3 separate regions of the Mus musculus genome follow, and regions 1 and 2 are each linked to region 3. A link is a loop called in an ENCODE intact Hi-C map of the cell type or tissue named here. Cell type or tissue: gastrocnemius. All regions are shown on one strand. Links, peaks and the distances in the headings refer to the core of each region. The heading gives the core; the rest is flanking DNA. Region 1 holds the start of Atg101 (autophagy related 101). Region 2 holds the start of Eif4b (eukaryotic translation initiation factor 4B). Region 3 holds the start of Grasp (GRP1 (general receptor for phosphoinositides 1)-associated scaffold protein).

What was found. Hi-C counts contacts between places; a loop is a spot of excess contacts. Peaks named below come from ENCODE experiments on the same cell type or tissue, not always from the same donor. Only the 100,000 strongest peaks of a DNase experiment are listed, where the experiment ranks them.
Region 1: a loop joins it to region 3, with 2.6 times the contacts of the local background. A loop is called at or near these places in 15 of 42 quality-filtered maps.
Region 2: a loop joins it to region 3, with 3 times the contacts of the local background. A loop is called at or near these places in 5 of 42 quality-filtered maps.

The regions. Positions count from the first base shown.
Region 1 is chr15:101,276,957-101,287,058 of GRCm38, reverse strand. It overlaps Atg101 (autophagy related 101), which reads right to left and starts at 2,758. Exons shown (of 3, transcript NM_026566.2): 1 at 2,514-2,758; 2 at 1-126. The coding sequence starts at 60. In gastrocnemius, for the core only: CTCF peaks have their summits at 724 (motif pointing right), 3,127 and 3,695; DNase peaks (open chromatin) are centred at 2,808, 3,088 and 3,690; H3K4me3 peaks cover 3,477 bases; H3K27ac peaks cover 6,341 bases.
Region 2 is chr15:102,069,388-102,079,536 of GRCm38, reverse strand. It overlaps Eif4b (eukaryotic translation initiation factor 4B), which reads right to left and starts at 5,764. Exons shown (of 15, transcript NM_145625.3): 1 at 5,574-5,764. The coding sequence starts at 5,586. In gastrocnemius, for the core only: no CTCF peak of the experiment used is centred there; DNase peaks (open chromatin) are centred at 5,164, 5,754 and 6,186; H3K4me3 peaks cover 2,865 bases; H3K27ac peaks cover 2,476 bases.
Region 3 is chr15:101,218,717-101,228,865 of GRCm38, reverse strand. It overlaps Grasp (GRP1 (general receptor for phosphoinositides 1)-associated scaffold protein), which reads right to left and starts at 4,659. Exons shown (of 8, transcript NM_019518.3): 1 at 4,322-4,659; 2 at 1,903-1,952; 3 at 1-34. The coding sequence starts at 4,564. A330009N23Rik (RIKEN cDNA A330009N23 gene) reads left to right here and starts at 3,680. Exons shown (of 3, transcript NR_045328.1): 1 at 3,680-3,892; 2 at 5,233-5,385; 3 at 6,677-7,675. AU021063 (expressed sequence AU021063) reads right to left here and starts at 7,619. Exons shown (of 3, transcript NR_045996.1): 1 at 7,541-7,619; 2 at 7,252-7,388; 3 at 6,711-7,077. In gastrocnemius, for the core only: a CTCF peak has its summit at 4,593; DNase peaks (open chromatin) are centred at 4,137, 4,666, 6,922 and 7,163; H3K4me3 peaks cover 4,693 bases; H3K27ac peaks cover 4,911 bases.

The DNA.
Region 1 (10,102 bases), core at 1-8,000, 59 kb before region 3:
GGCCTCCTCCACCTGCCGCCCCTCCACCGACACCTCCAGCACTTCTGATCGACAGTTCATCCTGCAGGCAGCTGGAGCCGGAGCAAAGGCAAGACACAGGATACTTCACCCCACCTAGGGGCCAACCTGTGAGAACCAAGTCAGATCATCTAGAAGGTCCTGTCCACTTCCTGCTCAACTGGGCTCTGCCCCTGCCTCTACCAGCCCCCCTGTGTTTTGGCAGCACATTTTAAGAGAAACCCACAGACCCTTGGGATCAGCAAGGGGCCGAGCTTCAAGGTCTTTGGTCCAAGTATCAAGTGAGGTGAGAGTCAAGACCCAGTGTGCCGCAACAGGCAGCAGGAAGCTGCAGATGCAGGAAGGGTCCCACAACGGCAGACCCTGAGGCAGGAGCACAGTGAGAGCAGTCTGAGTCGGTTCCCTCCAACCTTAGTGGCCTGGTTAAAGCAAGTGGACTCTGTCCCAAGGGCAACAAAGTTACAGAACCCTTGTGCCAACATCAACATCAGATCTCTGCATCAGAAAGCCAGCTCTTGTTGACTCCTTCGAGGTCACAAACCACTTTGGACAAACCAATGAAAGCTACAAAGGCTGGCTTTAAAACCTATAATACACGCACATCAGGGCCATTTAATGCAGAAAGGCAGCAAGATGAGCAGAGTGCAACTAGCAATGGGGCAGTGAGGTGTGCAGTGTGGGAGCGCTCATGCAGATGTCCAACAGGGGGCAGTGAGGGATGCAGTGCGGGATGCTTCTGCTCACGTCCAGCAGTCCTGAGTCGATACCTAACAGTGCTTCTGCTTCTTATTCATTTGTAAGAGGAAAAGTCTGAGCTGGTTGTAGTGGCACACACCTTTAATTCCAGCACTCAGGAGACAGAGGCAGGTGGATCTCAGGGAGTTCAAGAATAGCCTAGACTACATAGTGAGCTCCAGGACAAAATAGAGACACTTGTATTTAAAAGCATGACCCCCTCACACATACAAAGAGACAGACAGACAAGATCTGTTTCCTAGACTGACCTCTTTCCCAGTCCCTCCTAGACAGGTGGGACTACAGGGCGAGCTTGGCTCTGCTACTCATTCCTGTAGGGAGTTTCAATCTTTTGTTTTGTTTTAGAGTCAAGGTTTCTTTGTGTAGCCCTGGCTGCCCTAGACCTCCCTCCAAAGACCAGGCTGGCCTTCAACTCAGAGATCCTCTTACCTCTGCCTTCCAGGTGCTGGGATTAAAGATGTGTACCAACACCGCCTGCAATCTCAGGTATTTTACAACAGGAACAGAAGAACTAAGACTCTTTCAGACCTTATAAAAACCACTCAGCCTTTGTAAACCTGTTCGCTACCTATAAATTGGGACTTCAGCAAAGATTTAGGATATTTTAATGTCAAACAGTCTACTAGTTAAAAACAATGACTCAAACTTCAGGCATCCAGGACCAGAATGCATAGCTCTGCCCTACAGCTGTACAAGCTGAGGGTAGTAGTTCAGTGGTAAGGCGTTTGTCTTGCACGAGTGAGGGGTCCAATCTCCAGGACCCATAAAAAAGGGAGCTAGTAATAACCTTCAAATAAAAGTCTCAAAGACTGAAAAGTTGGATGTGTATACCCCTTAAAACTGCCTGTCAGGTAGCAAGCACAAAGCGTTAGGTGCTAAATTTGTTATTATACTGTCACTACTGGGTAACCATGCAAAGAGCCACTGAGGTGGCGGGGTGAGGAAGGAACTTGGGTAACAAACCGAGCCCACAGGGAGTGCAAGCAGTTACTTTTCCTAGATGTGTGTTCTACCTGCCCCTTTCCTGGTGACTTCTCATCACCTCCAACACACGCCATCTCATCTTTAGACAGTTCAACTATTTCTTCTACCAAAGGAATCCTCCTTGCCTTGTGTTTCAATCTGCCTTATTAGTGTTTTTAAGATGGGGGGGGATTGTTTTTTATTTCTGAGACACCCCTTCATCTAATCCAGGCTGTCCTCCAACTCCTTGACTGAGGCAGCAAATGTTCTGCCTCAGCTTCCCAAAAGCTGGGCTTTGTCTCCATTCTGGGTGCAAAGTATGTGGATTGCTCTGCCATCAGCCTGGCTCCCTCTCTCATACCTGTCCCCACCGGGTGTTTTCTGCCTCTCACTATTCCTACAGCAGAGACACTATTTGTCGCTATAAACTGGCTCCTATTATCCCCTCAGTATAGCCTGGCCAGAATACCAGGTTCTTCCAAGAGTTCCTTTCTCGTGGACCAAGGATGCGACGGCTCCCTTACTCGTTATTATTTATCCTCTTGTTTAATTCCATTCTGCATTTTCCCACCTAGAAATTCCCAGCTCTGGTCCTGCCTTTCCAACTGTTTCTCCCTCTAACCAGCAACTTCCCTTGGTTTCAGCATTACTCCAGGACCCACCCCTTCCTTCCAGCCTCAGCCAATTTTTACACAGAGACAACATTTGCATTTCCCTCTGGTCCCCCTAACCAACAGGCAGAAGTCTATCCGACCCAGGACACGCCCATGCCTCACCTTGCTGGTAGAAATCCGAGCAGGAGCCACTCAGCCTCGGGTCCCCTTCTTCCCTAACGCGAACACGCAGTATTCGGGGACAGACCAAAAGCAAAAACAGGCTATTTGGACCCGCACCGAGAATTCTGACCGGACCGGACGTCAGGATCGCTGCCCGCGACCTCGCGCCGTCTCGGGACAGCAGTGCAGACGACGAGGACCGAGTCCAGACCCTACAGACGCCGGTCCAGGCCTCCGCTTCCTCTGCCTGAGCGGCGCGCGGGCCGGAAGTTTTGCCCGTTCGGAGGGTGGAACCGGAAGGAACCATCCGCGCCCACGGCGGGTGCTGGCCAGGCTCGGCTCGACCCAGCCGGACGCCGCTGCAGCCACGACATCAGGAAGCTCGCACGAGCTATATACTCTCTCATAATGCCACGTAACTTTAGTACTTGGGTGTTTTTTCTTGTTTGTCCTTCGGGCCCTAGGCTCGTTAAGAGGAACCCCCCCTCCTTTGGACGAGTCCATTCACTCCCACCACCGAGAACGTTGTTTGGGCTGGGACAACTCACTTCCGCCATCGAGACGAGAGGGACAGAGGGGACGGATGGACTCTGCGCTGCCCCTGGTGGCCAGGCGGAGTCGGCGGCGGAGAGCCCTCCCCTGCGACCCATTGTGGGGGCCCCCATTCGGAGCTGACAACCTTAAGACAAGAGAGATCCCGAGATCAAGGCCATAACATCTGAGAGGCGCCTGGGGATGAGCGCACGCCGGTGTGCTGTAGGATACTGAGCGGATGGTGAATCTGTGTTGGCCCAAAGTGCACAACAGTCCGGGTTCACTGAACTCAGACCCACAGGAAGATTTTGAAAAGGGAGCTTAGTCTCCCTGAGTTACCTTCATACAGAAGCACTACCTGATGTTGTGTCATGACCGAGCAGGTGGCAGTCTTGTCTTTAACGATTGCGCGGTTGCTCCTCTAACGTTACTTATCCTTTCCGAATCCCCATATAAACAGGGAGCTACTGTGAGGAATCACAAGCGATACTTTTGTGATCTATAAGGCGCCCTATAAATATAAATGAAGTGTTCCTGCTGAATAATCTCTCGGAGCGTTTTTAGTTGTCTATTTGTTGATAAGCCCAGAGCGCACAGGTTTGGTCAGTTGCTTTTAGCGCCTAAAGAGCGCGCACATCCCTAACTTTCAACAGGGGGCACTCCTGAGTTGTTTAACGTGAGCATTAACATGCGTGATTTCCAAACACATTTCATCTCCAACGCAGTGATTGTCTTGTATCTAGCAATCCTACAAGGTGGATGGAAATTTGACAATAAAAGAGGCTATGTCACTTACTTAGATCACTAAGTAGAAGAACCTCCAGTTCAAACCGGTTCCTTTTACCAATACAGGGGCTCACCTGTCTGGCTTCTCCTGCACAACCGGCCGTACACACTACCATTCTTTAACACATCTCACCCACAAGAAGGAATGTGTCAGATGTACCCCACTTACTGTGTGGAAGAGAACCTCCTTGATTCATGGTATGTTTGCCAACTTCCAACTGTGTCAATTTCAAGCTACGGGACACTGCTGAATTCGGAGTCTAAAGTGGATAAAGAATTATACTACTAGTTGATCTAAAGGAATACAATGGGCTCCTGAGGATTAAAACCAAAGGAGTGGGGTGTCAAACCCAGGACATTGTGCATGCTAGGTGGATTCTCTCCCACTAAGCTACAACTCTAGCCCAAGCTCAAGCTGTCTCAAGCTCTTTGCTGGCACTAACCTAAGGACACCATTCAGCCTTGATAGCCACCATGCAAGTACTTCAAAGGCCGGGCAGTGGTGACTTACCCACAACTGTGCTTTTCACGTGAGATAAAATATTACTCAACAGCCCCAGTTACAGATAATGAAACTGTGACTCAGTGGTGTGCAGTACTTTACTGTCGGTTAACTGTATGTGACACCCCCCACTTGCCTGGAACACCCCCAGACACTTGTCCGACTAAAGGTGTTTCTGGGGAGAGCAACACTGAAAGTGGCAAACTCAGTAAAGGGGATGGTCCTCCCAGAGTGGTGGCCACCGTCCACTCACATACTCCTCTGCCTGAACACAAAGGCTCAGTGCCCTGTGAGGAGTGTGCTTTACTGCTTCAGGGCGGGGGTATTCGTCCTTTCTCCAGGCTCTGGACTGAAGCACTCAGACTCAACCTAAACCTTCAGATCTCCTGGCTCTCGCATTGCTGACATCAGCTCTTGGGCTGTCTCTATAATGACATAAACTATCCCACGTAATAAACTTGTAATAAATATGTCATCCCATGTGTGCGTCTGTGTCCGTGTATCCCACTGGTTCTGTGTCCCTGTAATGACACCTGCCAGGGCCACATAGCTGTTCTTGACTCACTCTTCCGATGTTTTTACTCACCTTATTGTTACTTTGTTGTTGTTGTTGTTGCTGCTGCTGCTATTGTTGTTGTTACTGTTATTGTTGCTAGTGTGCTGGTGATTTTGAGAGAGCCTCTTTCCAGGGCTGGCTTGTGATTCTTGATTCCCCCCGCCCCCCAATCTCCACCTCTGAGAGCTGGAGAACGAGCCTGTAGCCTGTCTTCCTTCACAGCTCTCTTCTCCCTATTCCTCAATCCATCCTCCCCGTGCACCCTCTGCTGCCTGCCACTGAGGCTGAGTCCTTTCATGTCTCTGGCTTCCCATGCTGGCCAAGCCTCACCTCCTCAGACCTTCCTGACTCTTTCCAGGACGCCTCAAATTTTGGGTCCCATCCTTCTCTGATTATTACAGCCTTAGCCAAAATAAATAAATAAATAAATAGGTGTGTGTGGCATGAGTTCTCTGATCCTACGCCCTGACCCATAATGATCAAGATACAGTTGTTTAGTCAGGACATTATCTGACTGTAATTTCCACTGCTAAAAGCCATCCTGAGATACAGAGTGAGTTCAAGGCCAGCCTGAGCAATGAGAGAAATGTGTGTAAAAATTAATAGTCTAGGCCAGGCGGTGGTGGCGCACGCCTTTAATCCCAGCACTTGAGAGGCAGAGGCAGGTGGATTTCTGAGTTCGAGGCCAGCCTGGTCTACAAAGTGAGTTCCAGGACAGCCAGGGCTATACAGAGAAACCCTGTCTCGAAAAAAAAATTAATAGTCTAAAGAGAGCTGGAGAAATGGCTCAGTGGTTAAGAGCACTGGCTGCTCTTTCAGAGGACCTGGGTTCAATTCTCAGCATCCACATGGCAGCTCACAACTCCAGGTCCAGGGGATGCAATGGCTTCTTACAGCCTCTAAGGGCACTAGGTACCAGGCATTCACATGCTGTACATACACACTTGAAGGCAAAAAAAAAAAAAAAAAAAAAAGTTATATGCAGAAAATAAAAAGAAAGAAATCTTTAAAAGCATAATAAAAGCCGGGCGTGGTGGTGCACGCCTTTAATCCCAGCACTTGGGAGGCAGAGGCAGGCGGATTTCTGAGTTCGAGGCCAGCCTGATCTACAAAGTGAGTTCCAGGACAGCCAGGGCTACACAGAGAAACCCTGTCTCGAAAAAATAAATAAATAAATAAATAAATGGCAGACTCTGAATTGGTCAGTCTAAATTCTTAAAAAAAAAAAAAAAAAAAAAAAAGCATAATAAAATGAATTCTGGGAATATAGCTCAACATCCAACCTGAGCCCCATGAAAATACCATACAGAGCAGATTCACCAGTCTAGCTGTCTAGCTGTCTGGGAGTGCCGAGGCTTACAACAGAGATGAGCCGGGAGACACACCTGGGCAAGAAGCATCAAGAAATGGTCTGAAGGCTTAAGAGATGCCTCTGTGGTTAAAAACACTTGTTCTTGGACAGGACCCAGGAGATAATTCTCAGCACCCACATGGCAGATCCCAACTGTCCACTGGCACTCTCTTTGAACCATCAGGTGGTCCAAGACATGCATACAAGCCAAATACTCGTGCATGCAAAATAGAATAAATGAGCCTTTTAAAATGGGAAGAAAATAAGTGGTTTGGGAAAAATTGCATCAGGAGTGAGGAGGGCAGTTGCTGCTGTCATCCTTGGAAGACACCAGTGTTCTGAAAAGAAAAGGGACACACTCAGAGTCAAGAGGAAACCAGGCCTGGTAGTTCAGTCCTCTATTCCAGCCTTGGGAGCCCTAAGATGAAAAATTCAAGGCCAGCCTGGGCTACAGAATAAGTAAGAGGCCAGCTTGAATCACATGGCAAGAAAGACCCCATCTCAAAACAAAACAAGAAATTCACCATCCTTAAGAGAAGTAGCCAGTCACATTCTCAGAAAGGTGGGACGTGATGTGAGAAGAAAAGCCAGCCCTCTGCGAAGAACACAGGACAGCAACTTGAGCAGCTGGGCAATGGGGGATGGGGTGTGGAGGGTGGGGGGCTGCTAGGAAGCCATGGAGCTACTGAGTTTTCTGGAGAAGGGGACAAAGAGGCTGGCAGAGTGGGCTTGCTGACGATTAAGAGTGGAGTTCTGAGGCAGGATAATCGAGGACAGAAGCGAGAGTCCTGTGTCCCAGCAGCCAGGCAGCCAGGCTGCTGACTAGGGTGCTATCAGTCGTGCATGCTACAAAGGTCTGGGGAGAGACCTTGAAGACCAACCCAAGTCCTTGGAAGCAGGCAGCTGGCGTTGCCTGATGAATGTGGCCTCGGATGGCCCCACTTCATCCTGGGGTGTACCCAGGGGGAGTGTTGAGCCCTGAAGCTGGGCCCCTGAAGGCCACTCCGGCTGCTGCAGAGCTGACCCCAGTGGCGTCACAGGGCGTGACTCAAGCCCCAGCAACAACTCCGAGTGGGACTGACGTCAGCCTGGGGGCTCCTGACGGAGGCCAGCCTTGCAGGATAGCCAGAACCCTGTCTGCTGACCCTCTAGCTAGGCCACGGGGTGCAAAGGAGACCAGCTGTCCCCTTCTGACATCTGTCCCCTGGGATCCAAGGCAAGGATTCCTCCACCTCCCACCCTTTCTAAGATGTCACGTCCCACCTCTGCCCTCTGTGGCAGACAAAGTGACTGAGCGGAGGAGAGAGTGGAAAGTCATGTGGGAGAGAGTAGCAGAGATGGTAGCAAACTTGCCAGCTTCATCAGGCTGTGTGTTTGTGTCTTCTGTCTGACCTCAGGACTTTAGAGGGAATCAGCTCTCCTTGAGTTTCAAGAGCTGTGTGTCCATTCACTGTAAAGGCCTATATGTCTGGCCAAGTGGAGTGTGAGTGGGGCTTTATTTCTGTGCATCTGTCCCTCGGTGAGAGCGTCTCCTTCCTCCCTGCAAATGTTGTGAATTTGTTTCTTTGAGAGCATGTGTCTATCTATCTATCACTCCTGGGGAAGAAGTCTAGTGACCATCTTTGAGAAAAACCCTAGGATTCAGGCCAGGGTCTATATCTCTCCTTGGGGACTGGTTCTCTGGACCAGGTTTCATGCTAAACAAGGACAATCTATCTTTATGGTATTCCAGCTCCCTGGGAAAAGATCCAGGTTTCCTACTTGGTTACCCCCAAGACTGGCCTCCTGGGGGGCCTCAGGCTGGATGAGCAGGGCCAGCCAGCACCAGGCCTGCCTGGCTTGCAGCTGGGCACCGCTCCCTGCTAACACAGCATGTACCAACGAGGACAGGCCCCCCCAACACCCTCCCCTAACTGGCTCAGCTGCCACCCCCAACCCCCACAGCCACAGAGAGCCTGATTTATAGTCATGGGTGGAGGAAGACATTGCCAGTGTCTGGGTCAGACCTTGAAGAGACCTCAAGTGGCTCCCCCCAGCCTGCCAGGTTCAGGGCCCAGCAAGACAAGAAAGGAGCCGGAGTGGTGAGGAAGATGAGCAGACAAGAGTGTAGGGGAGGCAGGCCCGTGTAAGAGGCCAAGGCCAAAGGTGATGGGGGTGTGCCTGGAATGCAGGGCCAGGCTGGAATCCAGCTGGGGAGCCTGGAATGGGCTCCTGCTCTCAGAAGCGACAGCAAAGAGGCCTTTTTTATTCTCACCTGATTCTGAAGTTTCAAATCCTGATAGCCATCAAGGCCTTCACCAGGTAGCCCCCCAAACTTGGGGCTAGCGAAAGGCATAGGAAGCATCCTGAGAGCCTGCACTTAGCACAGAGCTAGAGACAGAGCCTGGGGGTGAACACGGGTTCCTCTGAAGGGAAGAGAGTTGCTAGCTGAGCTATGGGGCCATAAGACCAAGCCTGGGCATAAGTGGAAATGAAGCAGGCAGGAGGCTTGCCTGCCGTCCTCACACTCTGAGAAAGCCCATTGGTCCTGGCCTCTCTAAAGTCAGTGGTGTGTTGGAGAGGGACTGGGGTCACTCACACGTTGAAGCTAAAGCCCTCTAGGACCCCTAGCTCAGCTCTCATGGGAGGCCATCGAGAACCACCCTCATCCAGGACAAAACCTTGATGTGCATCCTACGGCCGCTCACTGCCCAGGACCACAACACGGCCTCACAGGCCCTCACATGCGTCCATCCGCAGGATCGGGACCACTACCGGGGAACAGCATATGTAGGATAAGAGCAGATTTGTAGTCAGCTCAACTCAGCAACAGCACAGACAAGTCCCTCGTCTCCTCAAGGCATGACCTCCACCACCTCCCTCCAATGGAGACTGGGTGGGCAGGACCAGATGTGAGGCACCCTCACCCACCCAGATCTAAAGGGAAAATGAGCTGCTGCTGTTGTGCCCACCTCAGAGCCCACCCTCCCCAAGGCACAGTCACCTCAGGGCTGGGGAGGGGGACAGGGCCTCTGGGCACTGAGCCCAGCGTGGGTGGGGGGCAACTGGGAGGCAGGTTTCCTGGGTCTCCCATGAGGACAAACAGTAGGCTTTGAGGCCTTGGAAAATCCCGCCCGGGATTCCAGGCCCTGCCAGCGTCACTGCCTTTTGACTATTGTCCCCATCGGAAACGGGCCCAGCCCCCGACCAACAGGGACAGAGCCGCCATTGTGAGGCCCCAATAGGCTCAATGCCCCCTTGTTCGCCCTCTCAGCCCCTAGCAAGACTTGGAGGCCAGTTCTTCCAGTTGCTGGTGGAAAAGAAAGGGCTTGCCTGCAGGCTCCAGCCTTCGGGTGGGGCAGGGCAGGAGTCGAAGATCAGCCCCCACCCTGTGCCTCAAGTGCAAAAGAGTCCAGGAAAGGAATTGCTGTCATTGAAGAGTCTTTTATTTGCAAAGAATGGGCAGGACAGCCCAATGGTCCAGAGACTGCACACACCCAGCACAGCGGCTTAATTAATAAAGCCCTGGGGAAGTCACTTCTCTCCTCTGAAGGGGATTAACTTCTCATGAAAATAGAGTGACTCATGTTTATCTAGGTACAGGCCTACAAGCCCAGCACTCGGGAGGATGGGACAGAAAGAACTGTTGTGAGTTCAAGGGCAGCCTTGCCACACTGCAAATCTGTCTCTAAACCAACAGAAAAGCAGGTGATGGTGCCGAGTGCCTTCTGTGAAAAGGATCCAGTGGGTGAAGGACCAAATATACAGCAGCTGTCAACATGCTAGCTTAGAGTCTGGTAAGGGCTGAGGTTTCCCCTTCTCTCTCTCTCTCTCTCTCTCTCTCTCTCTCTCTCTCACACACACACACACACACACACACA
Region 2 (10,149 bases), core at 1,431-9,430, 850 kb before region 3:
GAAAATACTTCATCAGAGGCTGGGTCCTAAAGCACTCGCTCTGTTCCAATTCACATGCAGACATGTGTAAGTTTTGTGCCCCACCCCCATGCATCTCCAGCGGACCACTAAACGCCCAAGCAGCCAAGAATGACTTTGAACTCTGATTTTCTTGCTTCCACCTCAGTATTGTGATCACAGGCATGCACCACCAAACCAGGCTGACAAGGTAGGTGCTGGAGATTGAACCCAGGGACTCTGTGCACTCTAGGCCACTGAGTTAACCAACAATAAGATCACTTGTGCAATACAAGGTAGACTATATAAGACTACATGTTGAGCAGGGTGTGGTGGCGCATGCCTTTAATCCCAGCACTCGGGAGGCAGAGGCAGGCGGATTTCTGAGTTTGAGGCCAGCCTGGTCTACAGAGTGAGTTCCAGGACAGCCAAGGCTTTACAGAGAAACCCTGTCTCGAAAAACAAAGCAAAGCAAAACAAAACAAAACAAAACAAGACTACACGTATGAGCATTTGCTGATTGATGTTTTTATTATGTGAGTCCTAAAACTGTCCTACAGTTTATATTTACTTGTATTTAGTTGGGCTGGTGAGATGGCTTAGTAGTTAAGAATACTGGCTGCTCTTCCAGGTCCCAAGTTAAAATCCCAGCAACCATGGCGACTCATGACAATCTATAAAGGGATCTGATGCCCTCTTTTGGCATGTACATGCAGACAAAGCACTCCTACATAAAAATATAAAAACATGAGAAAACTGGGAAGGAGGGGTAACATTTGAGATGTAAATAACCAATGAGAAAAGCATGAAATTCCCTGGAACTGGCATTACAGACAATTGTGAACCACCACCTGGGAGCAGGGAATTGAACCCTGATCCTCTGCAAGACTACCAAGCACTCTTAGCCACTGTCATCTCTCCAGCCACATTATATTAGTCTTTACCTTCCACCACCACAGCGTAATCTAGAATGACTCTACCCTTTGAAATGATTTGGCTTAAATCAACTTTGTAGATTAGGTTTTCTCAACTCTTAACCTTTTAACTCAAGTTTAGGGAAAAAAAATCATTAACATTACTTGCTATTTCAAAATAAGCTAAAGCATCAATAAAACATTTACAACAAAACATTAATACTTTAAAAAAATCCTTTTAAGTCATTATTTCTCCCTTTAACATCCTTACTGCTGGGCTGGAGAGATGGCTCAGTAGTTAAGAGCACTGACTGCTCTTCCAGAGGTCTTGAGTTCAATTCCCAGCAACTACATGGTGGCTCATAACCATCTGTAATGGGATCTGATGCCCTCTTCTGGTGTGTCTGAAGACAGTGACAGTGTACTTACATATAATAAATCTTTGGGCCGCAGTGAGCGGAGGTCCCAAGTTCAATTCCCAGCAACCACATGATGGATCACAACCACCTGTACAGCTACAGTGTATCATATACATAAAACCAACCTACCACCACCAACAAAAACATCCTTACTGCCCCTTCCTCCACCAAATCTGGTTGAGGCAAGTCTTCAAGATTAAAATCCCAAGCCAGGCGTGGTGGCACACGCCTTTAATCCCAGCACCCGGGAGGCAGAGGCAGGCGGATTTCTGAGTTCGAGGCCAGCCTGGTCTACAAAGTGAGTGCCAGGACAGCCAGGGCTACACAGAGAAACCCTGTCTTGAAAAAAACCAAAAAAAAAAAAAAAAAAGACTAAAATCCCCTAAAAGATCTCTCATTTAATGTGGCTGCACAGTAATCCAGTCACACATAAGCAGTTTCTAAAGGAGAATAAAGTAAGATAGTACCATTTGTCTTATTCCATCTTATTTCATCGACAAGTTATCAAAATCCTCTATGCCCTTTGATCCTTCAACATTAGGGCCTTCCACATTTAAAAAGATTTCAACTGTGGGGGGCTGGAAAGATAGGTCTGTGGTTCAGACTGTGTTTCCAGTACCCAGCTCAGAACAACATGTAACTACAGCCACAGGAAGTATCCATGTACCTGTATCCACGTGCACATGTTTAGATACACATACACAATTAAAAATAAAAGGAATAATTTTAAGGCCAGGTGTGGCTACATATACCTTTATTTCCAGCACTTAGGAGGTAGAAGCAGGAGGATCTCTGTTTAAGGCCAGCCTGGTCTACAAAGAGCCTATCTCAAAAAAAAAAAAAAAAGATCAACTCTTTTGTTTAGTTCTTCAAGAATATAGTCTTTGCTGGGGGCTGGTGAGATGGCTCAGTGGTTAAGAGTGCCGACTGCTCTTCCAAAGGTCCTGAGTTCAAATCCCAGCAACCACATGGTGGCTCACAACAAAACAAAAATCTGATGCCCTCTTCTGGAGTGTCTGAAGACAGCTACAGTGTGCTTACATATAATAAATAAATATTTTTAAAAAAATAGTCTTTGCCACACATTGATTTAACCAGTTCAATTCTTTCATCTCCCTTCTAACACCATTCCTGATCCTTAAAACAGTTAGTTCCCTTGTAAATTACATCTCAAAGCTATTTTGTTTTGTTATTTGAGACAGGGTTTCTGTGTAGCCCTGGCTGTCCTGGAACTCACTCTATAGATCAGGTTGACCTCAAACTCAGAAATTCGCCTCCCACTGCCTCCCAAGTGCTGGGATTAAAGATGCCACCACACGCAGCTCAAAGCTATTATTAAAGTAAACATACATACTGTTTCAATATGAAACACCATTTTCCTTCAATTGACAATACTTAGTATTTGACTTCTTGATCTAAGTATCCTTACAGAGCAACAAATACTCTGTACAAAAAGATAATTTGTATACATTTAACTAGTTCTTGAAACTGTTTCACTATGAAGATCAACACAAAAAAGAAACCATTTAATACATCTTCTCACTGAAAAAAACCAAAGAAACACCTCACAGCATGCCTGTCTTATCAATTAAAGTCCTAGGCACAGCTTATACACTAACTACAATTTTAAAGTAACCTGTATCAAACACGATTCCTTAGAGATAAACTGTTCATTAACAAATGAAAAAAACTGAGACAGCTCACTTAACAACTCATATAGCCACAATAAAAATGTAAAGGCCCTTTTTCTGAGCCAGGATCTCACTGTAGTCCAGGCTAGCCTGGAACTATGGCAATCTTCCAGCCTCAACCTTCTGAGTGCTAGGACAATACTCAAGGTAGCTTGCTCAGCTAAACCCTCATAGATTTAAGTCTTCTTTTAAAGAAGCAACTAAAGAATTGCCTACATAGGTTCAGGTTTCCTAGAAACTTAAAAGAATCCTCATTTGTCAGTCAGCTCTGAGACAAAGATACTAAGGTCATATGGAAACTAGTATTGTCTCAAATATTTTTTCACCTTACCAAATAGTGATTAAGTTGTATCTGGCATTTTTACAGAGAAAACCCAAGACCCATTTCCAACTCTGAACTGAATTGGAGAGGAGACCTTCCTAGGAGGGCAGATTATTAAAGAAAAAGGAAAGGAGACACCATCAGGGAAATCTTGTAAACCAGTGGATCACAGTCAACAGAATAAAACCAAATACACAACTTACCAGGGTGTCTTTTTCTCTTTTAACTTTTGACTATTTTTTGATTGCACACAGGTTAAAGGACAACCTGCAGGAGTCTGCTCCCACCTCTACTACAAGGATTCTTCAAACTCAAGTTGACAGCATTGGCACCAAGTGCCCCAAACCATCTCCCCAGTCCAGCTATGTCGTTCACCACTAAGAATCTCCCAAGAGGAAATTCATCTAGATTTCTCATTTAGTTAAGACACTAAACTTTAAGCCAAGGAGTATTTTTCACTGATTAAAATACGTTTTTGTAATTTGTAGACGATCCTTTTAGCCATCAATTCCAACTTCGTTCTTGTACTTACAATCTTAATGAGCCCAGCTAGGAACCTGGTGTTTCCAGGACTGTGACTCTGTCTGATCTGCTACCTGCAAACAACGTGACCCTCGACAAATCTTTGAGCAATTTTTCCTCAGCTGGAGAAACCACCAGTTCTTTACATGCTCTCACAGGCTTGTTCAATTAAGTGCTCTACTAACAAAAGCTGTTACCCAGGGTTGGGGATTTAGCTTGGAGTGCTTGCCTGGCACGGCCAAAAACTCTGTTCAATGTCCAGCAATGCAGGGGAGGAAAGGAAGTTCTCATGGCCGAAGGCAGTAGATTCAGTGAGAAAGTTTTCCAAAGACAGAACCCGATTTCCTTGTAATATTAGAAAAGATGGACTTCTGGTTAAGACACTGAATGTTGCCAGGCGTGTTGCTAAACACCTTTAATCCCAACAACCCCAAGGCAAGCCTGGTCAGATAGTCAAGAGCTAAATGAGAGACCTTGTCGCACAGTTTAGGCACAGCAATCCAAAAGGTATTTTTAACAGATTATGCTATAAAAAATAAACTAAAACGAAAACTAATGCTGGGTGTCTAAAAGCCCTCTGGTATTCACAGGTCCACTGCAAATGCCAAAAAAACCCAAAAAGCAAAAAACTTGGAAAACAAAACAAAACAAAAAAACAAAACCCGAAACGACCTCCACAAACCTCACTTGCAATGCAGGGAATATACATTCCACCAAACAAACAAACGCACGCAGAACCTCTAGCCACTATTTTAATAGCACCTTCTGGAAGTTTCCCAGTTATCTGGGAAAATGACAAAAGCTGAATCCTGACACTAAAACTACCCAAAAAATGGAAGTTCTATATAATGCAACGCCCCGATTTCCTTCCCCACCTCTGCCTGGCATATAGTGTGCACTCAATAAAAACTGTTGGTTGAATCAAGAGGTGGAAAGAAAAAGGCACAGGAGAAATCTAGGTGTCTATCCCTACAGCACCTAACACGTGGGAGCACCCTGGGTTCCCTACCCCCAACTATAGTGGGGCCAAACCTAATATGCGTTCGCTTGGGAGTACAGCGGCCGTGCCACGCTCCCAAACCGACTAAAGCTTAAAGTACAAGGTCATAAACGAGCAAAAGCCAGGTCCATCCAGGCTTCCCATCTGGAGTCCAGCAGCGCGTGTTTCTGAGGCGCGCCTTCTCCACCACCTCGCCTCGTCGCCCGTGCCGCGCACGCGCACCGCTGCTTTCATCGGCCCCTCCACAGCCTCGCGCTCGCGTTCTAACTGCACCCCCCCGCCCCCACGAGGGTCCGCAACGGCCTCGCGCCTTGGAGACCCGGCCCAATGTGTTCCGGTCCGCGCGCCAACCGCCTCCTTCCTCCACCCGCGCCTTGGCGCGGGCGCGGTGCTTCACGCCTTTGAGAGCCTCGCGCCTCCCGCACGTCTCTCTGTGCTGCCTCCTCCAATTGAAGGCAGGGTCCACCATTTCTGCCTACTCCAACCTCGCGCAACGGGGTGAAAAGGGTGTGAGGGGGAGGGGAAGGCCTTCCCCTCCCCCTAGACATCCCGAGGCGGTAACCTCAAGCGGCCATGCCGCTAGCCTGCCGCTGCCCCCAGGTCCGAAAGGAGCCGGTGCCTCCTGCCCCCGACCTCCAGCAAGGAGCGGACCAAGCCCGGAGGCTGTTTCCGAGCCTGGTCTTTGGCCACGCTCGGCCGCTCACTCACCTGAGGCCGCCATGTTGGGAGAGGGAGAGAGAACGCAAAGGACCCGGATGAGGCAGTCACGTGATTATAGCGGGCGCGACGGGCTTGGAGACGTGAAACCAGGAGGGGGCGGGGAGCCGAGGACGGAGGCAGAAGGCGGGGCGCCGCCGCCGCGCTGGGTTCGTAAAGCAGCGCGAGGGGGTGGCGCGGCGTCCGACGGGAAGACCTGCGCGACATGTGGCCGAAGGGGTGGAGTCTGAGCTGTCGCGAAACCCTTCGCTTTACGTCGGGCCCGGCGCGGCCGTCCGGTCCGATCTGCGCCCGGGGCGGAGTCTCCTGGCGCACAGACTTGTGGGTGCTGGATCGGCGCGAAGGGCGGGGTCGCACTTGCTGATTCTATGGAACAGAGTGGACTTGGAATCTAGAATGGGTGTGCCACAATTGATTTTTTCCGAAGGGAAGATTCTGAGTTTCTTTTTAAATCACTTTTTGTAAAGACAAAGAAAATATAATGTTCCGTAGAATGGTTTCAATTAAGAAGGTAACATTTGAACCATGGGCTTTTGCCTCATTTAACCCTCCAATGGACTGACAAGGGCCAGCACCGAGTGGCTAGCCACATTTCTTACAGCGAATGCTTCATTTTTTTTAAAAATATATATTTCAAAAAGTGAAACTATTGAACACCAGCCACGTGCCAGGCACTGTTTAACAGACATTTGTGGATATAAAAAGGGATTAAAACTACCTTGAATAAAATACTACAAATGATAAACATTACAGGTAAGTAGGCTAATAGAGTAAAAGGCAGTTGGGTACAACTCCAGATGGCCTGCCCCTCTACAAGAACAGGGAACATTCTTAGCCACTGAGCCACAATTCCAGCTCCTAAAATTTTTTTATGACCCTAAAACATACAAACCATAAAACAAACAAAAAACAAACAAATAAAAACAGGGGTTGGAGAGATGGCTCAGCGGTTAAGAGCACTGACTACTCTTCCAGAATTCCTAGCACCCACATGGCAGCTCACAACTCTAACTCCAGTTCCAAAGGATCTGACACCCTCATATAGACATACATGCAGCAAAACAGCAATGCACATAAAATAAAAATAAATATACTTTAAAAAATGATTTGCAGAAACAGGCATGGTGGCACATACCCTTAATTAATTTATTTACTTATATTTAATTTGGTGTTTTGAAACAGGGTCTCTCTACATAGCACTGGCTGTCCTGGAACTCATTATGTAGACCAGGCAAGACTTTAAATTCAGAGAGCCACCTATCTCTGCCTCCTGAATGCTGGGATTAACAGTATTCATTACCATGCCCAGCTGGCACACATCTCTAATTCCTACAGTTGGAAGGCAGACAAAGGCAAATCTCTATGTATAGAGAGTTTGAGGCTAATTTGGTCTACATATCCAGTTCCAAGTCAGCCAAGGCTACATACACACAGACCCTGTCTCAAAACAAAACTAAACAAAACAAAATAACCCCTAAACCAGCCAACCAAACAAAAACAAAACAAGAAGACAGAAATACTTTTCTTAGCTCAGTATGGAGCACCACATACAAAAGTGGTAATCACCGTGCTTGGTAGATTGAGATAGAAAGATCAGTGGAAGGCAAGCTTTGACTACAGAACAAGTGAAGATCAGACTGGGCTACAAAGAGACAACGAGATCATTTGTCAAGGTTTGATAGCCGTACCTACCCAGTCCCTCTCCTTTAATTTGCTATTGCTTTTCCCCAATGGTTTTCAGCCTGACCACTGTATTAACTTCCTAGCTGGGTTTCTTGCCTGAAGGCTTTGTCTACTGCAATGCATGCAGAATATGGCTGCCACACGTCTTCCTGGAGGAGAGATCTGAACAGTTGCTGAGAAACATGGCCACACTGACATGGACAAAATAAGACTTTTTTTTTTTTTTTTGAGAGACAGGGTCTCTCTGTTTCATACCTTTGGCTGTCCTGGACCTCACTCTGTAGACCAGGCTGGCTTTAAATTCCCAGAGATCCACTTGCCTCTGCCTCCTGGGTGTTAGAATGAAAGCTAAATAAGCTTTTATAAGGCCGTGTGCAACCCACTGCCAAATCACTAATCCAAACCTCTCTCTTTCTCTCTTTCTCACTTTCTCTCTCTCTCTCTCTCTCTCTCTCTCTCTCTCTCTCTCTCTCTCTCTCTTTCTTTCTTTCTTTTGCTTTCTCGCTGTCATTTTGTTGCTTTTGAGAAAAGGTCTCACTATTTAGCCCTGTCTAGCATGGAACTTGCTATGTATATCAGGCTGACTCATAGAGATCCAGATCCTCCTGCCTCCTAAGTGTTGGGATTAAAGGTGTACAACTCTACATCTAGCCCTTTCTTTAGTGCATGCTTGGTGCCCTCAAAGGTCAGAAAAGGGCACCCGATCCCCAGGAACCAGACTTACAGACTGTCTTAAGCTGCCATGTGGAAGCTGGGAACTAAAGTTGGGTCTTTGGCAAAAGCAATGAGTACTTGTCTTAGTTTGGATTGCTGTGAAGAGACACCATGACCAAGGCAGCTCTTACAAAGGCAAACATTTAATTAGGGTTGGCCTGCAGTTCTAAGGTATAGTCCATTATAGTGGAAGTATGGCAGTGTCCAAGCAGACATGGAGCTGGAGGAGCCAAGAGTTCTACATCTTGATCAGAAGGCAGCCAGGAGAAGACTGGAAGAGACTATCTTCCACACTAGATAGAGCCCGAGCATTGGAGACCTCAAAACCCACTTACATGATGACACACTTCCTCCAAAAAGGCCACACCTCCTAATGGTGCCGCTCCCTATGGCTAAGCATTAAAACACATGAATCTGTGGCTGTAAAATATATTTAAACCACCATAGCACTTACAAATTCTGAACCATCTCTCCAGCCCCCTCCCTTGACTTTTTTTTTTTTTGAGATAGTGTCTACATAACTCTGGCTGTCCTGGAACTCACTCTGTAGATCAGACTAGCCTTGAGCTCACAGAGATCCCCCTGCTTCTGTCTCTGAGTTCCGGGATTAAAGGCGTGTGCCACGGAGCCTCGCTTTCCTTGACTTGTGTCCCTGTCATATATGCTGTTTATTCCTAACTTTCGAGTCCTGTTTTGGTCTCTTGCTCTTCTCTCTGTCTGGAATTCTTCCTCTGTTGGGGGTTGGTCTGGTGCCATGTATACAAATGTGAAATTCTGAACCTCAAGATCTGGTTGTGGTCCAGCATATACTTCTTAGAGTATATGCTCACACACGCAGCCTTTGTTGTATAAACCTTGCTCCCCAATTTAAAGTTGACCGGTTGATAAAAGGCTGGAGCCTGTGATAGGGCAATAGAGCTCGAGGAAGGCGGGACTTGAGGATCTGAGTTGGGTGTGTGTGTGTCTCAGGAGAGACCAGGGTGAAGAGCAAGGAAGAAAAGGACTGAGAGAGGAGGAGGCCGCCTTGAAGCCAGATGAATCATGAGCATATGGCCAGGAGAAATGCACCCTGAAGACGGGCTGGTGGAGCAGAAACAGCCCCAATGAGACTCAAACAGCAAGCAACAAGGGTTTGGATCTAGGTGAGACTATAGCACAGAACCTGCCCAATCTAGGCTTACAGCTTTAAATAAAATACCAGGTCTCTGTGTCTTTTATACAGGTTGGCTAGATTCATATACATTACTGTCAATGATGAAGCTTGTCCTTCAAGGTCCCTTTAAATGTCACCTTTTGGGAGCTGGAGAGATGGCTCAGTGCCTATGAATACTGGCTGTTCTTCCAGAGAACCTAGATTCAATCCCAACAACCCACATATGTTCAGAACTTTAACTCCACCCCCACCCCCACCCCCCAGGATCTGATTTGCCCTCTGGCCTCTATCTATTGTGCTGCATCTTCATGGTGCAAAAACATGCATGCATGCATGCATGCAAAACCCCTATATACATAAAGTTTTCTTTAATGGCAAATGCCTCTATTCCTAGCAAGGTCAGGTTGGTTTACAGAATGAGTTCCAGGATAGAGCTACTCAGAGAAACCATATCTTAGAGAAAGAGAGAGGGTGGGGGGAGGGAAAATTAAGGAGCTGTTTGAAAAGGGAAAGAAGCCCTTCATCTTGGATCAAGTGGCCTCTTGCTGACTGAGTCAAGAACCTCCACACAGCTAATAAAGCTGAAGCTGCTTACAGATGGGCTGCATGTTTTCTCAGAGACACCCAGACAACAATGTTAAAAACATCAAACTATACTCATCTAGGGCCAGGATGCTTGTAATGTGTTACTGTATCAACACTCGCCTCTGGACCCTAAATCTAAACAGCGCATCTCATAAAACTGTCTTCATGGGGTGGGAGATGGAGTTTCGTTGATAGAGGGTCCGCTTAGCATGCCTGAGACCCTGGGCTTGATCCTCATCTCTGCATAGAAGGGCACGGCGACAGAAAAATCCCAGCACTTGGGAGGCAGAAGTAGAGTACTCCGGTGTTTAGTGTGATCCTCAGCTGCAGAGGAAGTTTGAGGCCAGCCTCAGAATTCCCCGTGGGTGGGGGTAGGGGTGGGGTGGGGGTGGGGAGGTTGTAAGTAACATCTACCATTCTTTCCAAGGTTTA
Region 3 (10,149 bases), core at 898-8,897:
CTGGTTGTCCCCTTTCTCCAAAGTTAGAACCTTCCTGCAGAAGACAGACAGAGGGTCAAGATCACTAAAATTAAGAAAAGCATGGGAGAGCTGGCTATGGTGGGCCCACATCTGTAACCGGAGCACTTGAGAGACTGAGGCAGGAAGATGCCGCAAGCTGCATAGTGAGGCCCTGTCTCAAAATACAGCAACAAAACCAGGAGCTTGACAGTCCCACAGCTCAGTGGAAGTCTGATCTCGAACATCCCAGAAGGACCCAGAGTCTCCTGTGACAGCTCATTCTACACAGATTTTTGGAATGCCCTTCCCAAACCCAACTGAAATTGGCCTCAAGGAGCTGTACAGAATAAAACCAGCCTCTTAGGTGGGGCGGCTGTGGGGTGTAGGGTAGGGTGGGAACTCTGGAAAGGAGTGAGCCTACCAGCACCCCCAGACTTCTACTGAGTCTGACCGTATACTCACTAACCGAAGGCCCCAATTTGGCCCCCCAGGCTGGAGCATCCTGGCTCTGATGCTTTGGAGAAAACAGAGCTCCAGCCCCGGGAGCAGTCACGAGGCTGGGCGCAGACCACACCACAGCTGCTCCTCCCAGCTGTGGTGCGGCCAGCCCACCAGATGTGAGGGCTGGGGGAGGGGAGCCTGGGGCCACCCCTTCCCGAACTGAAGGCAGCCTGCTGGACACAATGGTCTGGAACTGCTCCAGATCCTAGGCTGATGGGGGAGCCCAGAGTTTCCTTTGCCCACCCCTTCCCCTTCCTTTCCACCAGCCAGAGGCAGAATAAAGTGGCTGCGAAAGCCTCTTTGAGTCTGGCAGCCTCAGAAAGGCCCTGGAGACGAGGCCTCTAGCTTCTATCCTGAGTCACAGCCCCTGCCACCTAAGGCTGTGCAAGATACTTCTCTTCCTTGGGAGCCCCGTATGTTGTGGGGCAGGAGCAGTGGAAGTTCTCTGTCTGTCCCAGTGCTTTCTGGGTTCCTGGAAGGGTCTGCGAACTTTTACTGGCAAGAGCCAGATAGCGAATATTTTAGGTTTTGTGGGCCCTGTATGGCCTCTGTCATATATTATTCTTTGTTTTTATAACCCTTTAAGATATTGAAATAAGCTGGGCACGGTGGTGCATGCCTTTTTTTAAGCCCAGCACCTGGAAAGCAGAGGCAGGGGGATCTCTTGAATTCCAGGACAACCAGGGCTCTGTAGAGAGACCCTGTCTCAAAACGCAAAACAACAGCAACAACAACAGCAACAACAACAACAACAACAACAAATGTATGTGTGAGCATATATCATCAGATTCTTAGTTAAAGGGCCAAACAGACCAACCTGGCCAGGAGGTCACAGTTTGCAGAACCATGTCAGGGGAAGCCAGGGTCTTGGGCATGAGACATAGGCAAAAAGGGAACCTGAGCCCCAGGTCCTAGGATGAGCGCCTGTCCATTGTCCAGATCTCAGAGCCTTCCCAAACTGCAGCTATGGCATAGCACCAATGTAAGACTAAAAGCCTGATTCATAAAACCCATCAGACTCAAACATCTGGTCACAGAATGCCCATGGTCTGGGCCTGCGGGGCTGGGTGGGCTCAGGGAATAAGCCAAGGAGCACGAGTTAGGGGACTTCCATGGTATCTTCTCCTTCCCACCCCCACCTCTCACTAATCCAGCTCTTCCAGAAAGACACAACTGGCATTGATTGGGGGTGGTTAAGGAGCACCTAATGACTCAGAAGAGCCCCCCTTGTTCTGCCGCCCCTTCACACAGCCCACACCCCCACCTGCCCCTCAATCCCAGTGGGGAAGTCATGCTCAAGGATGGGAGATGCCTCCTAGGGGGCTGGGCTGAGATGCTCCATCCCCACCCCCACCACCTCACTTTTCTGGACAGCAGGGACTTTGGGTGGGGGTGACTCACCGTTGCTGTTCAGGACTCTGAGTGAAATTCTTCCAACGGAATCCTGAGCCCTGGGTGGTAAAACAGTCAGAAGACAATGAAAAGGCTATCCTGGGGCAGATGCTGAGAAGGTGCTATCTTGGGGCAGATGCTGACAAGGAGCTATCCTGGGGCAGATGCTGAGAAGGGGCTATCCTGGGGCAGATGCTGAGAAGGGGCTATCCTGGGGCAGATGCCGACAAGGGGCTATCCTGGGGCAGATGCCGACAAGGGGCTATCCTGGGGCAGATGCCGACAAGGGGCTATCCTGGGGCAGATGCCGACAAGGGGCTATCCTGGGGCAGATGCCGACAAGGGGCTATCCTGGGGCAGATGCCGACAAGGGGCTATCCTGGGGCAGATGCCGAGAAGGGGCTATCCTGGGGCAGATGCCAACAAGGGGCTATCCTGGGGCAGATGCCGACAAGGGGCTATCCTGGGGCAGATGCCGACAAGGGGCTATCCTGGGGCAGATGCCGACAAGGGGCTATCCTGGGGCAGATGCTGACAAGGAGCTATCCTGGGGCAGATGCTGAGGAACCCTTTCTGGAAGGACTCTCACCTGAGCCCAACTCTGACACAGCACCCCACTTCCTGCTGCCTGTCTTTTCCTTCCTAGCTACACCTCTGCTTTGGCGCTAATTTAACTATTTGCCAAATGTAGCTGCTGTTATCACTCCCAGAGTTCACACGGTCCCTGGGACCTCAGGGTCACATCTATTCTGGGTTCTAGATCAGTAAACTCCACCTCTGCTAACCAGCTTGGAGAAGCCTGTGACTCTAGAATAATCTCACCACTGGCATCATGTCTGATGGGTCCAGACCTTCCGGGCCCCAAAAGCTGAGGCAGGAGCTTCCCCGAGTTGAAGAAGGAAGCCATAGACTTAGGGTTCTTACTCTACAGATTCCCACCAGCTGAGTCTGTCCATTTAATGGTTCAAGCAGACCCAGTATTCAGGAGAGCAGAGAGCCAGGGGCCTGGCAATGACAGCCTGAATGTGACAGAGGTGCCAAATCTCCTAAGAACAGGTTGCTTGGGGGTAGGTGGGACAGTAGATTCCAGATGAAGCTGGCTGTATGCCCTCCAAACCTGAGTCTCTTGATATTGCCATGAATTTTTTTCTAGAACAAAATAATTATTGAATAAATAAAAACAAGTAAATCTCAGAATCAAACTTGTCTCACTATGCTTGAAAAACTGGGAGCTTTTTTTGTTTTTTTTTTTAGAATGTCCTGAACTCTTCCGGACCCCAGATAACCTAAAAACAACCTCTGTCCCTCCTAAGATTTTAGTTCTTGGAGGAAGTCTCATCTGGGACCAACCCTTTCCCCAAGTGCCAAACTGCCTGAGGCCTTCCTGGTCTGTGCTTTTGTTAACACTCTCTACCCCCATAAGCTACCCTAAAGCAAGGAAGAGAAGGGGACCCTCTTCCTCCAGAAGCAGACTAACCTCTGGGTGGGGACAGTATCCAAATAGGCCAAGAAGGAAGGACCGGTCAGTACAGAGAGACCCCTTTGTTTTTCAACCCGATTTTCATAAAATGCAAGTTCTCAACAAGCTGTTCATTGTGTGTAGGGGGAGCCAGGGACCATGAGAGAAGGAGGGGGCCGCATAGGGAAGGGCTACCCATTCTTTCTCTTTAACCTGGGTCTTGGCTCTCAGCATCTGAAGACTCAGGTTCTCTCAGGCCAGAGGAAGAGTTTCACTTAGAGGGAGACTTAGGGCAGAGGGCGGGTGCGGCCCGCATCCTTCCTGCCCTGTGACTCTCCCACAGCGTCCGGTCCTGGCTGAAGTTAGAAGAGCTACGCTTTCACATCCCGCATCTAAGATGCGGTACAAAGCACGAGGCCCTGAGCCCAAGAAGCCGAGTGTTCCTGCGGAGGGGGAGTTTTTGGGAATTCGCAGCACTACTTCTAAGGGGCCATTAATCTCTCTCCCGCCCAGGGCTCCAGGACCCTCAACTTGTTCGAGGCAAGTGGTGAGGTTCCTTCTCTATCCCTGCTCCAACTTGAGAAGGTGCTTGGGCGGCAGGGTCCTGAGAGTTTTTAGACTTCTGGACACCCGCAGGCGGAGCAGGAGGCGGCAGAAAGCCAGATGGAGCAAGCTGTAGAAAGGGGGTGCTGGGGCGGAGTTAAGGCAAGAGAGTGGGAGGAGATGGGGCATCCGCGTGTGGGGAATGGAGCGGAGAGCCACCCGAACTGGGGGCGTTGTGATGGCGGGGGCTACAGCCTTCTGAGACCCGAGTGGGCAGGTTTGCACCTTCTGGGCGGAGCAAGGCGGGTGGCCCAGGGTCGCAGGGCCGGGGAATGTGGCAGTCATCGGCGCTGCTGCGGGTGAGTGTATCCTGCGGAAGGAAGAAGGCAGGGTACCGAATCTGGGGATGCAGGTTAAGTAACGCACCTTTCGGCGAGGCAGGGTACCCCCGGACACGGCGAGCGCGCGGTACAGCTCGGCAGGGTGATAGTCCTCCAGTGCTGCGTACAGCTCCTCCCCGGGGGCTCCGGGCGGAGCGGCGGCAGCCGGAGGGCCGGAGGGTAGCGGGGCGGCGCGAGCGGCTTCGGAGTCGGGAGCCCGGCCAGCGGGGTCCGGCGCGGCAGTCGCCTCCTCCTTCTGCTGCAGCTTCCTGAGTCGGCGGAGGGTCATGGCTCCGGCGTCCGGCGCCCCTCAGAGGCCGCGCTCTCTCTGCTTGATGGTGTTAGGGACGGCTTTGGGACGCCAGCCCAGCGGGCCGCGTGTAGCCTTGCTTTATAGACTCCCGAGAGGCGTGGGGAGCGGCCTCCAGTGGCCTCGCCCCCCGACACGCAGGCACCGCCTCCAGGGGGGGACCGCTATGGGGAGCCCCGCCCACAGTGCGCAGCCATCAGCCAGGCTCTGGGACACTCTGGGGGACTTGGGCGCTCAGTGGGGGAAATCTAGCTGCCCACGGCAGCGGGAGGGACAGGACATTTGGGGAGAGCAGGGGTTTATATGCTACCTGGAAGCAGTCTGTGAACGTACATTGGATGAAGTTAGGGAATGAATGATGGCCTTAGTGGTTCGTGGAGATGGGGGCACAATAAGGAGTGGTGGTAAATAAACTGGGGGAAGCTTTGAGGTCAGGGTAGCAGTGGGTCAGACTGCAGGAAGCCCTAGACTGGAGAGGGGGAGGCCGGGGCTGCGCAGGGGAGGGTTGGGGTTTCTGAAGAAGGAACTGGGAGAGAGGTACACCTCTGAATTCACCCAGTGGAAGCTCCCGGGGAGTGAGGGGCTAAGGGGTCCATCTTCCCACCTGCATGGTAGAAGAGATAACTAAAGCAGCCTTCCTTTCCCAGGGCTAGGAGAAAGGGAAGCTGTGGAAACCTGCAAGCAGGTTTAAATCCGAGCCCTACTGGGGCCACCCCAAGGCTTGAAATCACCTCTCCACTCTGGATGCTGGAGTTAAGGCTCTCGTTCCTCACCTGGGGTTTGGAATATGCCCAGAGTAGGTGAGTAGATCCTCGGAGTTGGGGCATGACCGGCGCTGAGCCTTTCTCTAGTCCTGTCTTAGATACCATCCCTCAAGCTCTTTGTTACCATGGCTGCCAGGCTGTGGGAGAGGCGGGGATGACCCACAGCCCAAGTCTGTCGTCAGTGGCGCCCAAATAAGAAGCAAAAGAGGGAAGCAGTTGGTTGTCTAGCCACCACAGACGGAGCCTGGGGCTCCACATTCGGACATGAGACACCACGCGTGCTCTTTACATACATCATTACAAACCTTATGAAACAGGTACCATTATCATCCCTCCCAGAGGGGGAAACTGAAACCCAGACAGAAAGCACCTTGCTAGGAGGGTTGCTCAGTGACCAAGTTGACAGTCCAAACAAGGCAGCCCCATTCTGGAACTTCTGCCTTACTCTGTGATGCTGACTTCAATGCTTCATCGTGAGGTTGAGCCCGACTCTGTGCCAGGGGCTGGCTAGGCACTGGTGTGACAGAGGTGTTTGGTCTGGGAGCCGGTTGCATGCTGTACATGTGCTGTGTAAGACCCATACCATGGGGGAGCAGAGGCCAGAAGGCCATATCTCAGAGGCCAGAAAAGACTTTCTTCTACCCGTTCATCAGTCTGGCTGTCTCCTTGTGTCTTGCCTCCCCTCCTCCAGCCCCCTACTCTCACCCAGGCCCCTGTGCCCTCACTACACAAGAAGTATAAGTGGGAAGGGTGGCTTAGGGACTATGTTAGCTAAGATGTCTCCCTTAATGCTTCTCTCCCTGATTTAACCACCAAGTGGCCATCGGTTGAGGGGCCAAGGGAGAGTCAGTGGAGAAACATGGGACTCTTATTGAGAGCATTAACACAGATGGACCCCTGGACCGTCTGTTGCCTGACAGACGGCATCTGTAGTGGGGGAGGGGGTGGGGAGTTACGAAGGTAGAAGACAGAAAAGTTTGTATTGCGTTCATTCTAGTTCTTATCCACGAAAGGACCCTCCCCCCACACACCCCCAACGAGATCCTGTGCCACCTATGAAGGTGCCACCTGCCTACTCTGGAGGATTAGTGAATGCGTATCTAACAGCCCTGTTGACAGAAGTCCTTTGTGCTGATTAGAGGTAAACACCTCTTCCCCCACAACCCCAGTTTGTGCAGGTCCGATTGCCTCTTGCCTCCAGGTGAGAAGCCACCACAGGGAGCTGAAGTTCTCACCTAAGCAAGAAGGTGCTAGAAAACCCAGAGCAAGTGTGAGCCCAGAAAAGGCAATTTCTCTAAGTCCTTGGCATGATTTTCTCAAATCTTAGGATTTCAGAGCTGGAAGAGGCCTCATGTTCTGGAAAAGACGTGTGTGGTCCAAGCCCTCCTGCCTGAGACAGCAGTCAGAGAGGGAAAGACTGCCCCGGAATGGATTTAGGAACCCAGGACTCTTGACAAAGACTGCTAATTCAGCAGCTGGCAGCTGGGGAGCGGACTGCCTGATTCCTCTGCGGTTCCACAGTTTCTCCAGGGAGGATTGGAGAGTCCTGGGTGCCTCCCTGTGGGATGGTGGCACCCTCTGCTGGTCGTGAGCCTTGTGGTGGAACTATCTCCAGACTCAAAGCCGTCTGGTGCTCGGCGCCACCTGGAAACCTTGCCATATTTTGGGATCCCATACAGCATTTGTTCCTCCAGGAGGATCTGTAGTGAGCTGGTAACTGAGTTCACACTGAGGAAGTTGTGAGGAGGGAGATGCTGCCGGTTAAAAGTACTCCACAGCACGGCTCCAGAGCTCAGCCTTCTCTGCCCCACCTCCTCTTATGCCACGCCCCTTGCCTAGCATCTGTTCCCCTCCTCCAATTAGCCTTACCCAGGCCTCCTGCCTCTCCAGAATGTCCCTTACCTCCTCATGCCTCTTAGCAAATCCCCTGTGGATCTGCTCCTGAGAAATCTATACTTCGTCTGCAACTTATGTCGAAGCAGGTGTCTTGTTCCCAGGGAGTTCATGTTTCCCAGTTCTTTGGCTCCAGCTGCTCCATCCTAAGATGGGGTTTAAGGGTGGGGGGAGGGGAGACCTGGGTAGCATGGGATTAGTAGAGGCTGTCTAACGGACAAAGCCCCTTCTCACTTCTTTAAGGACAACCCCTTGCCAAGTCTCCCACCAATCCACAATTCCCTGTGACCCCACAGACCTGCTTAAGTTCTGGGGAACCCTCGGAAAGTTGGAGCACTAGAGCTGCGAAAGTTCAGACGCTGTAGAGTCCCAGTGAGTCAGTTACTTCAGGGCACAGAACTAGCAAGGATGAATAAATAGCTCTATGGATGCCGCCTCTGCTTCTGTGTGGGAGGGGGGAGGGGAGGGGATGGGGAGGGGAGTTAGCAGCAAGAGAGGGCCTGGGGCTCAGCTGGCTCTCTGGTACACCAGGAATGATGGGCTGGGCCTCAGCTGCATGACATCACTGCTTGCAGGAGGTATAGAACAGCCGGTGGGCAGCTGGCTGGGCAGGGAATGCTTGTTTTCTTAATGACTCCTATTGCCTAACAGCGTTCTCGCGGTACAGTGTTGTGTTGGTGCTGGGGCCCTGCTGCGGGAGAGTTCTAGCAGGTCTGATCCAGTACAGTTCAGAGATCTGACTCCCAGGAGGTCTGTAGGTAGGAGCCAGGTAGATAGGACAGTTTGTGTTGGATATGGGTGTCTCCTGGTCTAGTCCCATCCAGAGGCCAAGCATCTGCCTCTCGAATGGCCAGGTTGGAGTGACAGAAGGAAGGGACACTCAGTCTGGTTTTCCTCAGAGCAGCAACACGTCACTCATGAGACATGGAATACATATTTCCTCACCTCTCACTTTAGCAGGAGAAATGCAGAAGATGGAAGCTCTTAGGGCAGGAACTCCACAGACCTCTTCCCTGTTGGCAAATGAACACCTGCTCAGCGTCTAATCCCTGGCTTTTTGGGTGGTGGTGGTGGGCAGCATTGTGTATCAGGCTACCCAAACCCCAAAATGCTCATGCTAGAACAACCCCCCACCCCCGCCCCTGGCCATGGCTCTCTCTGCCACTGACTTCAGACAGAAGTCAGCATCCCCTTTCTGCATGGCTGTCTGATCGTGCCTGAACCTGTCTCCTGCCCCACTGGCTGTGTCTCTCCTCACAGTTCTAATGGTCTGCTACCACAGAAAGTGCCTCCCTACAGACAAGCAGGGCCACATCACGCCCCTGCTTACAATCAGCTGTAGTGTGGAAGCCGGTGTCCCACAGACTCAGCCCTCACTGTGATACTAAGTGGTGGAGGGTTTAGGAGGATTGGTGATTCATTCAGTCAGGAGGGCTCTGTCCTTGTGAATGGAACAAGCACTGTGCTGGGCAGTTTTGTGTCAACTTGACACAGACTGGACTTATCTGAAAAAAAGGGAGTGTCTGTTGAGAAAATGCCTCCAAGCCTGGTGGTGGTGGCAGTGTGTGACTTTAGTCCCTGCACTCAGGAGGCAGAGGCAGGTGGATCTCTGAGTTTAAGGCCGGCTCTACAGAGCATGTTCCAGGATAACCAGAGCTACACAGAGAAACCCTGTCTCAAAAAACAAGCAAGCAAGCAAACAATCAAACAATGCCCCCATAGGATCTGGCCATAGGGCGTTTTCTTAATTATTGAATGATGGGGGAGGGTCCAGCCCTTTGTGGGTGGTGCTATCCTTGGGCTGGTGATTCTGGGTTCTATAAGAGAGCAGGCTGAGCAAGCCAGGAGCAATCCATTAAGCAGCACCCTCCATGACCTCTGCATCAGCTCATGACTCCAGGTTCCTGCCCTGTTTGTGTCCCTGTCCTGACTTCCTTCGAAAATGACCAGCGCTGAGGAAGTGTAAGACAAGTTAACCCTTTCCTCCCCACCATGCTTTGGTCATGGTGTCTCATCACAGCCATAGAAACTCTAAGACAAGTACTCTTATAAAAGAGTCTCCCGGGAGCCTGTTTCCCTTCCTGCCAGAACGGGAAAAGCACCATCTTCCAGGACCAAGCTCTCTGTAAACACTGACGCTGTCGGCCTCTTGATCTTCAGCTTTTCAATCCCTAGAAATGTTAGCTAAAAGTTTGTGTTTATAAATTATCCATGAGAGTGGTGGTGCAAGCCTTTAATCTCAGCACTTGGGAAGCCAAGATAGGTGGATCTTTATGAGTTTGTAGAGGCTAGCCTTGGCTACATATTGAGACCCGATCTCAAAAAACAAAACAAACCAAACAAAAACAAACAAAAAATCTCCAACAAACAAAAAATCTCCAACAAACAAAAATCCAGGCTAAGAATATCTTCCCATCCTTACCATGAAGACTGTCTTAGGGTTTTAGTGCTGTGAACAGACACCATGACCAAGGCAAGTCTTATAAAGGACAACTTTAGTTGGGGCTGGCTTACAGGTTCAGAGGTTCAGTCCATTATCAAGGTAGGAGCATGGCAGCATCCAGGCAGGCATGGTATAGACAGAGCTGAGAGTTCTACAGCTTCATCTGAAGGCTGCTAGTGGAAGACTGACTTCCAGGCAGCTACGGTGAGGGGCTTAAAGATCGCACTCATAGTGACACACCTACTCCAACAAGGCCACACCTCCTAATAGTCCCACTCCCTGGGCCAAGCATATTCAAACCATCACAAGGCCTGAACCCAGGGACTCACATGTTTTAGGGATAGTGTTCTTACCATAGCTTGGACTTTTCTTGTTTGTTTTGTTTGAGATGGAGTCTCACTGTGTAGCCTTGGCTCACCTGAAACTCACTATGTAAGCCAGGCTGGTCTTGAACTCAGAGATCT